Linked DNA regions of Homo sapiens: region 1 is linked to region 2. Evidence: chromatin contacts called from ENCODE Hi-C or POLR2A ChIA-PET data. All regions are on one chromosome and are shown on one strand. Each heading gives the region's core, a stretch centred on a gene start or an enhancer-like site at or near the end of the contact. The rest is flanking DNA. Distances are from core to core; before and after follow the strand shown.

Region 1 (6,268 bases), core at 1,941-4,440, 47 kb after region 2:
GAATCAAGTTTAGGAGAGAGAACAACTGTTCCTTTTGCAAACCATTATTAAGCCCCTGCTATATGTCAGGCACCATAATAGGTGCTAAAGTTACGGTGGCTGTGGTGGTTTTAAAATACATCTGCAGCCAGGCACGGTGGCTCACATCTGTAATCCCAACACTTTGGGAGGCAGAGGCAGGAGGATCACTTGAGCCCAGGAATTCTAGACCAGCCTGGGCAACACAGTAAGACCCTGTCTCTACAAAAAATAAAAAAGTAGCTAGGCATGGTGGCACACACCTGTAGTTCCAGCTACTTGGGAAGCTGAGGTGGGAGGAATCCTTGAGCCTAGGAGGTTGAGGCTCACTGAGCTGTGTTTGCCCCACTGCACTCCAGCCTGGGCAAAACAGTGAAGCCTTGTCTCAAAAAAATAAAAAATACATCTACAAATTATTTTACAAGTTTCCCTTCAACGATGGAGCCTAATTCCTCTTTCCCTTGAGTATGGGACAGACATAATGACTTACTTCTAACAAATAGAATGTGGCAATAGTGATGATGTATGACCTCTGAGACTAGGTTATAAAAGGCGGTGTGTGTCGTCCTCCTTGCTCTCTCTTGGATCAATTGTTCTGGGGGAAACCAACTACCATATCGTGAGGACACTCAAGCAGCCCTATGGAAAGGTCCATGTCATAAGGAACTGAAGCCTCCTGCCAACAGCCATGTGAGTGTGCCATCTTGGAAGTGGATCCTCCAGCTGCATTCAAGCTTTCAGATGACTACAGCCCAACCAACATCTTGATTGCAACTTCATAAGAGACCCCAAACCACAGCCATCCAGACAAGCTACTTCCAAATCCCTAACTCACAGAAACTGTGAGATCATAAATGCCTACTGTTTTAAGCCACCAAGTTTTGGGGTAATTTGTTATACAGCAATAGACACAGCGGGAGACAAGACAAACACAGTTCCTGTCCTCATTCTTGCAGCAGATAATAACCTGTTATTAAACAAATGTGGAAACAATGTGAGTCAAGTTGTGCCCAGCAAATCTGTGCAAGTGCTAGACTTTCCCACCAACAGGAAATGTGATCAGGAGATTTGTTAGATTATTGCATTGATTGTGACTAGAATATCAGTTTGGTGTCACCAAAAGGTACAGCCTGTCTTTATGCTATGATCAGCAGAGAGACTGCAGTAAATGGTGGTGGGGTCTGATATAAGATCCAGTGGATCTGGGTCAGAATGGGTGCCATGGCAACCCAAACCTCCTGAAACCAGGTGAAGGGAAAGCAGCAGCCCAGGCCCTTACAGAGAAAGCTGGTCTGCAAAGAGTACAGGAGAGCTGAGAGAGGCAAATACAAGAGACCATGTGTGTGTCTCCAGGGAAACAGAGACAAACCACTGTCCATTTCCTGTGGGCTGACAGGACTTCCAGGGTTGTATTCTATGAGGTTTCCTAAACATATATATATTTTTTTCAATCAATCCCCTTTTTACTTGAGCTAACCAGCTGGGTTCAGTCATTACAGTAGAACAATCTCTGAGGTGCTCCACTCCAGCCTCGTAATGGGTCTCTCACCTCCAGTATCTGTCCTCTTCAGTGCACCCCACATGGGAATCCAGGAGTCTTCTTCAATCACTGCTTTAGTCAAGGCACCCTCCCCCTACTTCTCCTACAAACCTTAGTTAGGTCCCCACTCCTATAGGTCAAGCACCTCAGCCAGGTATTTACAGCCCTCCTCAACCTGGCTCCAACTCACCTTTTAAATGATTCCCCACGTATACCCTATCTCCAGATAAGCTAAACTCCCTGAAGTTTGCCATGGGTCTTGGTTTTTCAGCCTCATACCCTTCATCAAGTCACTCTTTCCACTTGGAAGCCCATCGCTACCCTCATCCACCTCACTTTATTCTAGCTATACAGCAAAGATCGTCTTAAGGCTGGGTGCAGTTGCTCATGCCTGTAACCCCAGCACTTTGGGAGGCCAAGGCAAGAGGATCACCTGAGTCAGGAGTTCAAGACCCTATCTCTACAATTTTCCCGGTTTGGTGGCACGCACCTGTAGTCCTAGCTACCTGGGAGGCTGAGGCAGGAAGATTTCTTGAGCCTAGGAGCTCAAGATTGCAGTGAGCCATGATCATGCCACTGTACTGCAGCCTGGGCGATAGAGTGAGACCCTGCCCCACCCCCACCAAAAAAAAAGATGGTCTTAAATGTGTCTCCATGAAGTTGTTGCTAATCCCTTCAGCTGGTATAATGTTTTCCTCCTCCGAATGCATCGTTTATGGTATTGGTAGAGTGTAAGTCCTTTTCTGACTATACTGTAATTACATATGTGCATAGCTCATCACCTCTACACAGCCATAAGCTTCTTGAGGGTGAAAACAAGGTTATTCATCTTGGTATCAGCTTGGTCCTAAGCCCGCTTCTCTGTTCACTCTCTTCTCTCCTTAAATGATCTCATGATTTATGACTTCATCCACTCCATCTAAATGCTGATGCTTCCAGCCCAGACCTCTCGGCTAAGCACCAGATCCTACTCACACCACCTACTCCCATAGCCCCGTGGGTGTCTCCAGGCTCCTCGTGCTCGGTGTGTTCAGTGGGAACTCACCGTGATGCCCCCCACCCAACTCAGGCCTCCTCCAGGTTTCCTTTCTTGGTAAATGCCACCCCCATCCCCTACTGGACATCCAGTTTTGCAAGCCAGAATCGAGGAGTCCTCTTGGAACTCCTCCACCCAGCAACATCTATGTCTACTCCATCACCAGGCCCTGTAAGTTTTACATTTTAAATGGTATTCAAATCCCATAACTTTTCTCCACCTCCACTACACCCCTTAATCCAAGCTGTCCTCATCTCTCACCTTGCCCACATCCTCTGCTGGTATCAAAATAGGCTCCCCACGTCACCTGCAGCCTCACATCTCCAGTCCTAGTTCATATGATTTGAATGTCACTTGTTTTGTTAAACTCAAATCTGGCCAAGTCACGCTACAGGTTTAGAATCTTCTGTGACTTCCCATTGATCTAGGATAAAGACCCAAATCCTTAATATAAACTGACCACAGGGCCCAGCATCATCTGGCCCCTGTTTATGTCTCCAGCCTAATTTTGTGCTACTTTCTTTTTTACTCTCAATATTTCAGTCACAGGGCACTACTTTCAGTTCCTCAAAAGCACTGTGCTCTCTACAGCCCTGGGGCCTTCATGCATGCTGCTGCTTCTCACTCTGGCCACCACCTTTGCCTAATAAACTCCTGTTCATCCTTCTAGTCTCAGAACAGATCTCAGCTCCTCAGAGAAGCCTCCCTGACCAGATCTGGTCACTCAATTACATATCCTCATTGTTCTCTGTATTTTCTTTTATTGTATTTAGATTGTTCCATAATTATAGATTTGTGTAATTATTTGAAGGTAGATGTGGCTATTTTGTTTCAGCACATAGATATAGAAAATTATATTAATGACCAGCTACATTTGGCTGCCAATATTGTCAAGATATGTCAAGTTTTTCCGGAGGCTTATAATTTTCACATTTTCCTCTATTTTCTAGTTGCATCAGTAAAAAAAAAAAAAAAAAATTTGAGACAGAGTCTCACTCTGTCTCACCCAGGCTGGAGTGCAGTGGTGCAATGTTGACTCACTGTAGCCTTCACCTCCCGGGTTCAAGCGATTCTCCTGTCTCAGCCCCCTGAGTAGCTGGGATTACAGGCACGTGCCACCATACCCAGCTAATTTCATATTTTTAGTAGAGATAGGGATTGATTCTTTCTTTCTTTCCTTCTTTCTTTCTTTCTCTCTCTTTCTTTCTTTCTTTCTTTTGAGATGGAGTTTCACTCTGTCACCCAGGCTGGAGTGCAGTGGTGCAATCTCGGCTCACTGCAACCTCTGCCTCCTGGGTTCAAGCGATTCTCCTGCCTCAGCCTCCCAAGTAGCTGGGATTACAGGTGCCTGCCACAATGCCAGCTAATTTTTTGTATTTTTAGTAGAGACAGGGTTTCACCATGTTGGCCAGGCTGATCTTGAACTCCTGACCTCAAGTCATCCACCTGCCTCAGCCTCCCAAAATGCTGGGATTACAGGTGTGAGCCACTGCGCCCGGCCTGCATCAGTTAAAATTTTACTTAGCTGCAAGTCACTGAACATAGTGCTTCACCAAATAGGGTTTTTTCTCTTTTTCTCACATTATAGAAGTCTTGAGGTAGGGCTGAGGCAGCTGCTTACAGAAAACAAGGTCCCAGCCTCCTTGTAACTTTTCTCCGCTACTCTTAATGCCTGACTTTCTTCCTCACAATGGAAAGCTGGGCTGCTGCCCCTCCAGCATGGTGTTCATACTCTACACAGAAAGAAGGGGAGGGGTCAAGGGCAAAACATGTGTACTGATTGGACTTGTCCCTTTTTCTCAGGAAAACAATAGGGCTTTCCTGAAAGCCCCACAGAGGAAGCTTCTACGGATATTTTTTGGCCAGACTTGGGTTGTAGACACTTCAGCTTCAAGGGGCTCTGGGGAGGTATGTGATCTTCCATGGGCAACCTGCTGCCCTAAGCCCAGCTGGAGCCCTGTTAGTGAGGAACAAGGAGAGATTGGAGACCTGGAGGCCAACCAGGGTATCTGCCGCTCTACTGCCACAAACAAGTAGATCAGCTGGGTTCCAAGGCTCTGACTCAGTCTCAGAAGCCTATATGAAAGTAATCCAGATGAGTAAACTTTTTGAGTTTGAAATTTTGAGCAGAGAGACTCAAGCTCTTTAAAGAGAGAGAGAGAGAGAGAGGAGAGGAGAGGACAAGACAGAAGAGGAGAGGAGAGAGAGACTGGGCACGGTGGCTCACATCTGTAATCCCAGCATTTTGGGAGGCTGAGGTAGGTGGATCACTTGAGGTCAGAAGTTCAAGACCAGCCTGGCCAACATGGTGAAACCCCGTTTCTACTGAAAAAAAAAAAAAAAGCAGGACATGGTGGTGGGTGCCTGTAATCCCAGCTACTTGGGAGGCTGAGGTAGGAGAATCGCTTGAACCCGCGAGGCGGAGGTTGCAGTGAGCCAAGATCATCCCACTGCACTCCAGCCTGGGCAACAGAGCGAGACTCCATCTAAAAAATAATAATAATAAAATGGTATTCATGCCTGTGGTAAGAAAGAAAGATTGGGCTCTGCATGTATAGTGCTAAGCCATGCAAGTGAAAAGTGAAGAAGTCCAACAAATACATGGTTGATTTATCTATATAATACTAAATAAATCTGCTTAAACCCAATATATGAAAGCATCCTTCCTCCTTGAAATATTCTTCTCACTGTACACTTCATTTTAAAGATCTACTTTTTTTTTTTTTTTGAGACAGAGTCTTGCTTTTTCACCCAGACTGGAGTGCAGTGGCATGATCACAGCTCAATGCAGCCTCAACCTCCCAGGTTCACGTGATCTCCCCACCTCAGCCTCCCGAGTAGCTGGGATTACAGGTGTGCGCCACTATGCCAAGCTAATTTTTTTTGTGTGTGTATTTTTAGTAGAGATGGAGTTGTGCCATGTCACAAGGCTGGTCTCAGATTCCTGGGCTCAAGAGATCCTCCTGCCTCAACCTCCCAAAATGCTGGGATTACGGGCATGAGCCACTGTACCTGGCCTAAAGATCAACTTTCAAGAAGTTAATTCATCATTAAAATTTGAGCCTACAATTAAGGCATGACATTACTAGACATTGCCCCCTCAGTCACACGGCTTCCTCCATACCCTTCATGCAGGCATGTGTTCAGTCTCTAGGAAGAGAGCAAGTGAGATGCTCTATCCATTCATCAAATGAAAAATGAAAAATAAGCACACCGCCAGTTCAGCCATACCTAAGAACAGGAAAGTCAGACGGCGAAGGAAGAATTAAGAATGCAAGGGATTCATAGAGAGATTGAGCCTATATTAGAGAGAGTTTAGAATGAGGGAAGCAAAGTGATTTGTGTGGGGAATGGCGGGGAGAGTTTTCTTCAACAAGGAGATGACAAGCTGGATAACTCAGGGTCAAGGCCACATGACCTATGGAGCACAGGCAACAAGATAGCAAGCAGGACATGCCCACATGGTGAGAATTTCTTTTTCAATTAGTACTACTGCCTTTAGTTAGTTCAAGTCAACAAGCTTTTTGTTTGTTTGTTTTTGTTTTTGTTTTTTGAGACATAGTCTCACTCTGTCTCCCAGGTTGGAGTGCAGCAATCACAGCTCACTGCAGCCTCGACCTCCTGGGCTCAAGCGATGCTCCCACCTGAGCCTCCTGAGCAGCTAGGACCCCAGG
Region 2 (6,948 bases), core at 4,111-6,610:
TTAGTAATTGTTTTACAAATTTGGGAGCTCCAGTGTTAGGTGTACATATGTTTAGGATTGTGCTATTTTCCTGGTGGACAAGGCCTTTTCCCATTATATAATATCCCTCTTTGTCTCTTTTAACTGCTGTTGCTTTAAAATTTGTTTTGTCTGATATAAGAATAGCTACTCCTGCTCACTTTTGGTGTCCATTTGCATGAAATGCCTTTTTCCACCCCTTTACTTTAAGTTTATGTGAGTCCTTACATGTTAAGTGATAGCCTACAGGATGACCATGTTATTTTTGTATCCAGTGAAACTAAGCATCATATATGAAGGAAAGATAACAGTCTTTTTCAGATAAACAAATGCTGAGAGAATTCACTATTATCAAGCCACCACTATAAGAACTGCTAAAAGGAGCTCTAAATCTTGAAACAAATTCTGGAAACACATCAAAACATAACCTCTTTAAAGCATAAATCACACAGAACCTATAAAAGAAAAATACAACTTAAAAATCAAAAACAAAAAACAAAAAAACCAAGGTACACAAGCAACAAATAGCACAATGAACAGAATGGTACCTCACATCTCAATACTATCATTGAATGTAAATGGCCTAAATGCTCCACTTAAAAGATACATAACTGCAGAATGGATAAGAACTCACCAACCAACTATCTGCTGCCTTCAGGAGACTCACTTAACACACTGTAATCTCAGTGCTTTGGGAGGCCAAGTCAGGAGGATCTCTTGAGCCCAGCAGTTTAAGACCAGCCTGGACAACGTAGGGAGAACCTGGTTCTACAAAAAAATTTTAAATTAGCAGGGCATGGTGACTTGCTCCTGTAATACCAGCTACTTGGGAGGCTGAAGTGAGTAGATTGCTTGAGCCCAGAGGTTGAGGCTGCAGTGAGCCATGATCTCGCCACTGTACTCCAGCCTGGACAACAGAGCAAGACTCTGTCTCAAGTAAATAAATATTTCTTTGGGTAGATCCTGAAATGGTTTCTTTTTACAATATACTCCTCTCATACCACCCCAAAGATGACTGTCACTCCCAGCACGTACCTGAATGTCTTTATTTCCATTTGTAATACCCTCTAGGATACCACTCATAACATCACGGGCTGTCCTGCCTCTTTGCATCCCCAGGGCCTAGCCCGGGGAGATGTTAGATGTCATTAAATATTTGTTGAATGCATGGATAGATGGATATAGAGAATCATTAATTTAACACACAGTGTTCAAAGTACAGTCCTTCCTTATGATGGTTAGAGAAGTATTGATCATTGTCACTAACTTAATCATATTGGTTTCTCCCAGGAAGGATTAAAGTAAAGAGGAATTTTGGAGCATAGGGCACTAGCAGAGAAGAGACAAGGAGCCAGGACTGGGTCAGGACACCAGTGAGCAGCCAGGAAGAAACCTGAAGGATAGGGTGAGGGGATGAAGAGTCCCAGGTAATTTTCCAAACTGGGACCACATTATTCTTCTTGCTGAAGGCTTTCACATTCCTGGGATTGAAAAAAAAAAATTCTTTCTATTTATCCCTGAAAAGCCAAGCTGTCCTCTAACCAGAAAAAAAGGAAAAACAAAAACAAACAAACAAACAAACAAAAACACTTGCAAAGACTTATTTTGAGCATCTCAGGGGGAAATGGTATAGCTCAAAGAGAGGCATCAGCAATGGCCTCAGGCTATACAATTTGAACAATGTATTTATTTATTTATTTTTATTTTTATTTTTTTGAGGCAGAGTCCCACTGCATTGCCCAGGCTGGAGTGCAGTGGTGCAATCTCAGCTCACTGCAACCTCCACCTCCCAGGTTCAAGTGATTCTCCTGCCTCAGCCTCCCAAGAAGCTGGGATTACAGGCTTATGCCACCACGCCAGGCTAATTTTTGTATTTTTAGTTAGCGATGGGCTTTCACTATGTTGTCCAGGCTGGTCTCGAACTCCTGACCTCAAGTAATCCTCCCGCCTCTGCCTCCCAAAGTGCTGGGATTACAGGCGTGAGCTACCCACCTGGCTGAACAACGTATTTAATTTATCAGTCTCTGACGGACTTTCCATTCTCCTCTCTAACAATGTTGCTATTTTCACCATCAAAAACAGGCTGTCTTGTCCATTGCTGTTCTAAAAATAACAACAGTAAATTAGAAATAGCTTACATGTCCATCAACAGGGAAATGGTTAAACTACAGACTACTATGCAACAGTTTAAAAGAATGAGGGTGAAATTTCTACCAACATGAAGAGTTTTCAAAGTCCTATTGTTAAATGAGAAAAGCGAATTGAAAGAAATTATACTATGTCATCAAAAAAATATTTTTTTTGAAACAGGGTCTCACTCTGTCACCCAGCTAGAGTGCAGTGGTAAGGTCATAGCTCACTGCAGCCTTGAGCTCCTGGGCTCAAATGATCCCCCTGACTCAACCTCTCAAGTAGCTGGGACTACAGGCACATGCCACCACACTCAGCTCACCAAGCTTTTTTTTTTAAACACACACATCAGCGGGCCATGGTGGCTCATGCCTGTAATCCCAACACTTTGGGAGGTCAAGGTGGGCAGATCACCTGAGATCAGGAGTTCGAGACCAGCCTGGCCAACATGGTGAAACCCTGTCTCTACTAAAAATACAAAAATTAGCCATAATCCCAACTATTTTGGAGGCTGAGGCAGGAAAACTGCTTGAACCCAGGAGATGGAGGTTGCCATGAGCCGAGATTGCACCGCATCCTCCAGCCTGGGCAACAAGAGTGAAACTCCGTCTCAAAAAAAAAAAAATTAAAATTAAAAAAAAATTAAATGAAATAAAACACACATATCAAAGATATGCTTTACATATATGTAAAATCATACAAAATAGATCTAGAAACACCACACTGCTAACCGTGGCTACTTCTGGAGAGAGAATTAGGACCAGAGGCAAAGGGGTAAAAGGTTACTTTTGCTTTGTCTGTATTGAGAACAACAACAAAAACCCCTCAAATTATGGCCTTTTCTCTGGGAAAACAAAAAGGGAGACGCTCACCATTTATTAACTCACATTCTGGTGGATCTCTCATATTGTTGGCTTATGGGGTCATAACCTCCAAGGGTAGAACCAGTGCCTTTGTACTTTACATAATCTGTGTCTCTGTTGTCCAGTATGATTGCTACATGTGGTTACCGAGCACTTGAAGTGTGGCTAGGCTGAATTGAGATAGACTGTAGGTCTAAAAATACATGCCATAAATCAAAGATTTAACATGGAAAAAAGTAAACTATCTCATTAATAATTTTGTATCACATGTTATTACATGATATTATTATTTGTTGAAATGGCATATTAAATAGAATATACTATTAAAATTAATTTTACTTGTTTATTTTACTTTTTAAAATGTGGCTGCTGGAAGAGTTTAAATTACATATGTATAGGTGGCACACATTACATATTTATTGGACAGTGCTGGTCTAGGTGATAAAAATTTTAAACCTGCTAATTACCTGAATAATTGTATAAATTACTGTATTTGTATCGTAAACAAATTTTTCCATCTAAGAAAAGTTAGATGCATGTTTCCACAACTTTGGATCCGTTTTGGCTGGTTTACATTCAAAACGTACACTGATATTTCCAGGACTTTAAACTGAGCTTCTGTTTTCCCATCTGTAATATTACCCACCTTGTAGTATGTTACAGTGATGTTTACAAGGGATCATCTACTCAAGTTCTTTAGTCTACAATTGTCTAAATGTGAAGTCCTCTTTGGGCTGGAAGCCTAAAGTATATTATGGTTTTACCCCTCCTTGTCCTTCAATGGCCCTACAAAAGCCTAATAAATGTAAGTGTCCTCCTCCTTCCTCTATTCAGTTGTAAGAAAGCACTCATTCACCTATCAATTGTTTCACGTGGATTTTTTTTTTTTTTTTTTTTGAGACAGAGTCTCACTCTGTCGCCCAGGCTGGAGTACAGTAGCACCACTTTGGCTCACTGCAACCTCCACCTCCTGGGTTCAAGCGACTCTCGTGCCTCAGCCTCCCAAGTAGCTGGGATTAAAGGCGCATAGCACCATGACCGGTTTTTTGCTTGTTTGTTTGTTTGTTTTGTATTTTTAGTAGACAGGGGGTTTCACCATGTTGGCCAGGCTGGTCTGGAACTCCCGACCTCAGGTGATCCACCCGCCTTGGCCTCCCAAGGTGCTGGGATTACAGGCGTGAGCCACTGTGCCCGGCCCCACCTGGATTTTTTTAAATGACTTTTTCCAAGTTAACTCCACTTAATATATTATCTCCTTCTGTTCTTTTTTTTGTTTCCTTCTTTTGGATTTGTTCATCATATTCTTATAAAATTAACACTTCATTCTCAAAGCTCCTTGTTCTCTAAGAAACCACCACCAGGTACCCACCTCCTCCCCACTCCCTCCCACTGTGTCCCCTGCAAATACAGACTTCCTAGAAAACCATTTCCTACAGCCTCAGTGATTTGGACATAGCTGTTTGTTTGAAGCAACCATTTCCTTACATGCTCTAATTTCACTTTCAGGTTATACGTCCTTGGTTATTTGGTTCTCTAATTACAGATCCCCTTTTCTAGAAAGGAAGTACAAAATCATTTTACCGTATGTTGTAGCACTGAAATCTGTTTCCCAATCTTTTATTATAAAAGAAGTTGAACTTACACTGTTTAAGATCTATTAACTTTCCTGCAGGCAAACTATTCTTCAATGTTTAAAAAAGTAATTGAGCCAGTCTTTTTCTCTCTCTCTAAAGAAAAAAAATGTTTTGCTCTAGTTCTCAGTTGAAATTTCTAATAAGGGGTCTTAGTAGACAAAAGGGATAACAAAACCTGACATGTGTGAGTGCTTATTATAAATTAAACATTGTATATGTACTTGATAGTTAATATTTCCAACAATGATTCCTAAACACTGCCTAGGGAGAAATTGCTAGGTGCGTTCGTTACCCTGTCTTCTATTTGTCCTTTTTTTGTTGTGTGCTCAGGAAAACCTCAGGGCCCGGGCTTCCCAATACTGGTTTCGAATATTCACACCCGAAGTCACTAATCTTTCTTGTGAACACCTTGTAGTTTGGCCCTTGATTAATTCAATCAGTGATTAGCACTTCTACAACAAGTGTTAATCTCTCTTTTGAAATACCTCTCAAAGCCCAACCCTTTACTGAGGATTTCTGCCCCAGTCAGAGTATACTGGAGAGGATTTCCCTATTGTGAGCAATATCTACAAGGCATTTCCCCTGCACACCACCAGTTTGGGAAAGGCCTGCTTCAAAGTCCTGTTGCACAATTAAAGCACAGAATTATAGGCTCAGGTTTGCACCTACTGCATGCGGTAGACTCCAGCTGAGCATAGCTAGTGATCCTGTTAAAAGCAGGGGCCAGGCTGGGCATGGTGGTTCATGCCTGTAATCCCAGCACTTTGGGAGGCCGGGGTGGGCAGATGGCTTGAGGTTAGGAGTTCAAGACCAGCCTGGCCAACACGGTGAAACCCTGTCTCTACAAAAATGCAAAAATTAGCCGGGCATGGTGGCACACAACTGTAGTCTCAGCTACTCAAGAGGCTGAGGTGGGAGGATCACTTGAGCCCAGGAAGTCAAGGCTGCAGTAAGCCAAGATCGGGCCACTGCACTCCGGCCTGGGTAACCAGAGTGAGACCCTGCCTCAAAAAAAAAGAAAAAGAAAAAATATTTTTTTGTTTTTTAAAGCAGGGGGCAGATTCTTTTGCAAAGCTGGAGGCCTTAATCAATAAGAAATAAAAATAATTTTAAAAAAACAGAAGAAGAAGAAAAGGAGCCAGATTCTTCAACACCAGGAGACCAAAACGAATAAACCTCCAGAGGGCACCCCCAGCAGTTCAGTCTGGGATGAGGGGACTCGAGGCCGGACAGAGCCGAGCTAGGCACCGTTCTTGGGTTTCCAGCCACCCAGATGCTCAGTTGCTCAAGTGTGACAACTAGGGCCTTCTCAGAAGCAGCCGGTACAGCCTCAAACGCTTCAGCTGGCAGGTGTGAAGGCCTCCAGCTCTTCGAGAGCAGTTTTCTTCCTGACAATGGGTGTCTATCAACTAACAAATAAAATTTGAGATGGACCCTGCAATTGTCCTTCCCATTTTACAAGGGAGGATATGGGTTTGCCTTGACCACTGTCTAGGCTCACACTCCGCAAGTGGCAAGCCCTGAGAAGACACCCCACATGAAGAAAGACAAACACAACCAGCTAACTTCTCCTCTTGCATTTGAAAGAGAACAGCTTTGATCTTAGTTTCATGGTAGGTGGTCAGCTTTCATTGATTTCAACTTTTTTTTTTCTAAGTTTCCCATAAAGGAAAATTTCTCCATCCTCCCCACTACTTCCAGAATACTGGGGGATTTCTCTCAACATAAAAGAATGTTGGAGTCTTTTAATTTCTAAGGGATCATGGCAACCAATTTGAATATTTTTCTCTATAGCACAACAGTCATGTCACAATCTTACCTTTAGAATATGTTTTCATTCTTCCCACTCATCAACTCTTTGACATAGGTACAGAAAATATCTTCATCCTATTTTGCAGATCTGAAAGTAGAGGCCCAAAAAGATCCTGTGTCTGACTTAAACCACACAGCCATGTTACTGAGTGGGGCTGAGATTTAAACTCAGGTCCCTCCAACTTCCATGGCCAAGACCGTAACTACCATGCTCTTAGCCACCATAATCAGGAGCCCTGATTGGGCTTCTTCTCAATCAGTGGGATCAAAACTTGGTGTGAACTAATTCTTAGCAGCAGAGCAACGACTAGAAAACAATTGGCAGGCATCCACAGCTGCACCAGGCCAAAGAGAGTATGTATTTGTCCACAGCCAAGCCAAGGGAATGGAAGAGCCCCAGAGCCAGGCATGGTGGTAGCAGCCAGTTGTACAAAGACCCATGGAACTGGGGCCAAAAGGAGTGAGAATTCCAAAGGAAGTCAAGGGCAGCC

Evidence for each region. Hi-C counts contacts between places; a loop is a spot of excess contacts on that map. ChIA-PET counts read pairs that join two places held with the same protein, here RNA polymerase II (POLR2A). Pooled maps may share reads with other maps.
Region 1: a loop to region 2 is called in a map of B cell, with 6 times the contacts of the local background. The contact joins two enhancer-like sites. A Hi-C loop is called at or near these places in 4 of 168 maps with a recorded cell type or tissue (B cell, OCI-LY7, endothelial cell of hepatic sinusoid and 1 more), 2 of 37 single-sample maps with no recorded cell type and 6 of 50 pooled maps. POLR2A ChIA-PET finds 5 or more read pairs at or near these places in 4 of 52 experiments (AG04450, GM10248, activated B cell and 1 more).

Annotation. Positions count from the first base shown.
Region 1 is chr10:92,739,318-92,745,585 of GRCh38, reverse strand. No RefSeq gene overlaps it. Among named protein-coding and RNA genes, the nearest start is that of HHEX, 52 kb to the right of the region's middle. RefSeq lists an enhancer at 2,779-3,118. Within about 2 kb of position 3,190, at least 4 of the 41 ENCODE cell types and tissues checked have a DNase peak (open chromatin) inside an H3K27ac peak, as active enhancers do; they include B cell, where a contact is called at or near this core.
Region 2 is chr10:92,788,208-92,795,155 of GRCh38, reverse strand. No RefSeq gene overlaps it. Among named protein-coding and RNA genes, the nearest start is that of EXOC6, 57 kb to the left of the region's middle. Within about 2 kb of position 5,360, at least 3 of the 41 ENCODE cell types and tissues checked have a DNase peak (open chromatin) inside an H3K27ac peak, as active enhancers do; they include B cell, where a contact is called at or near this core.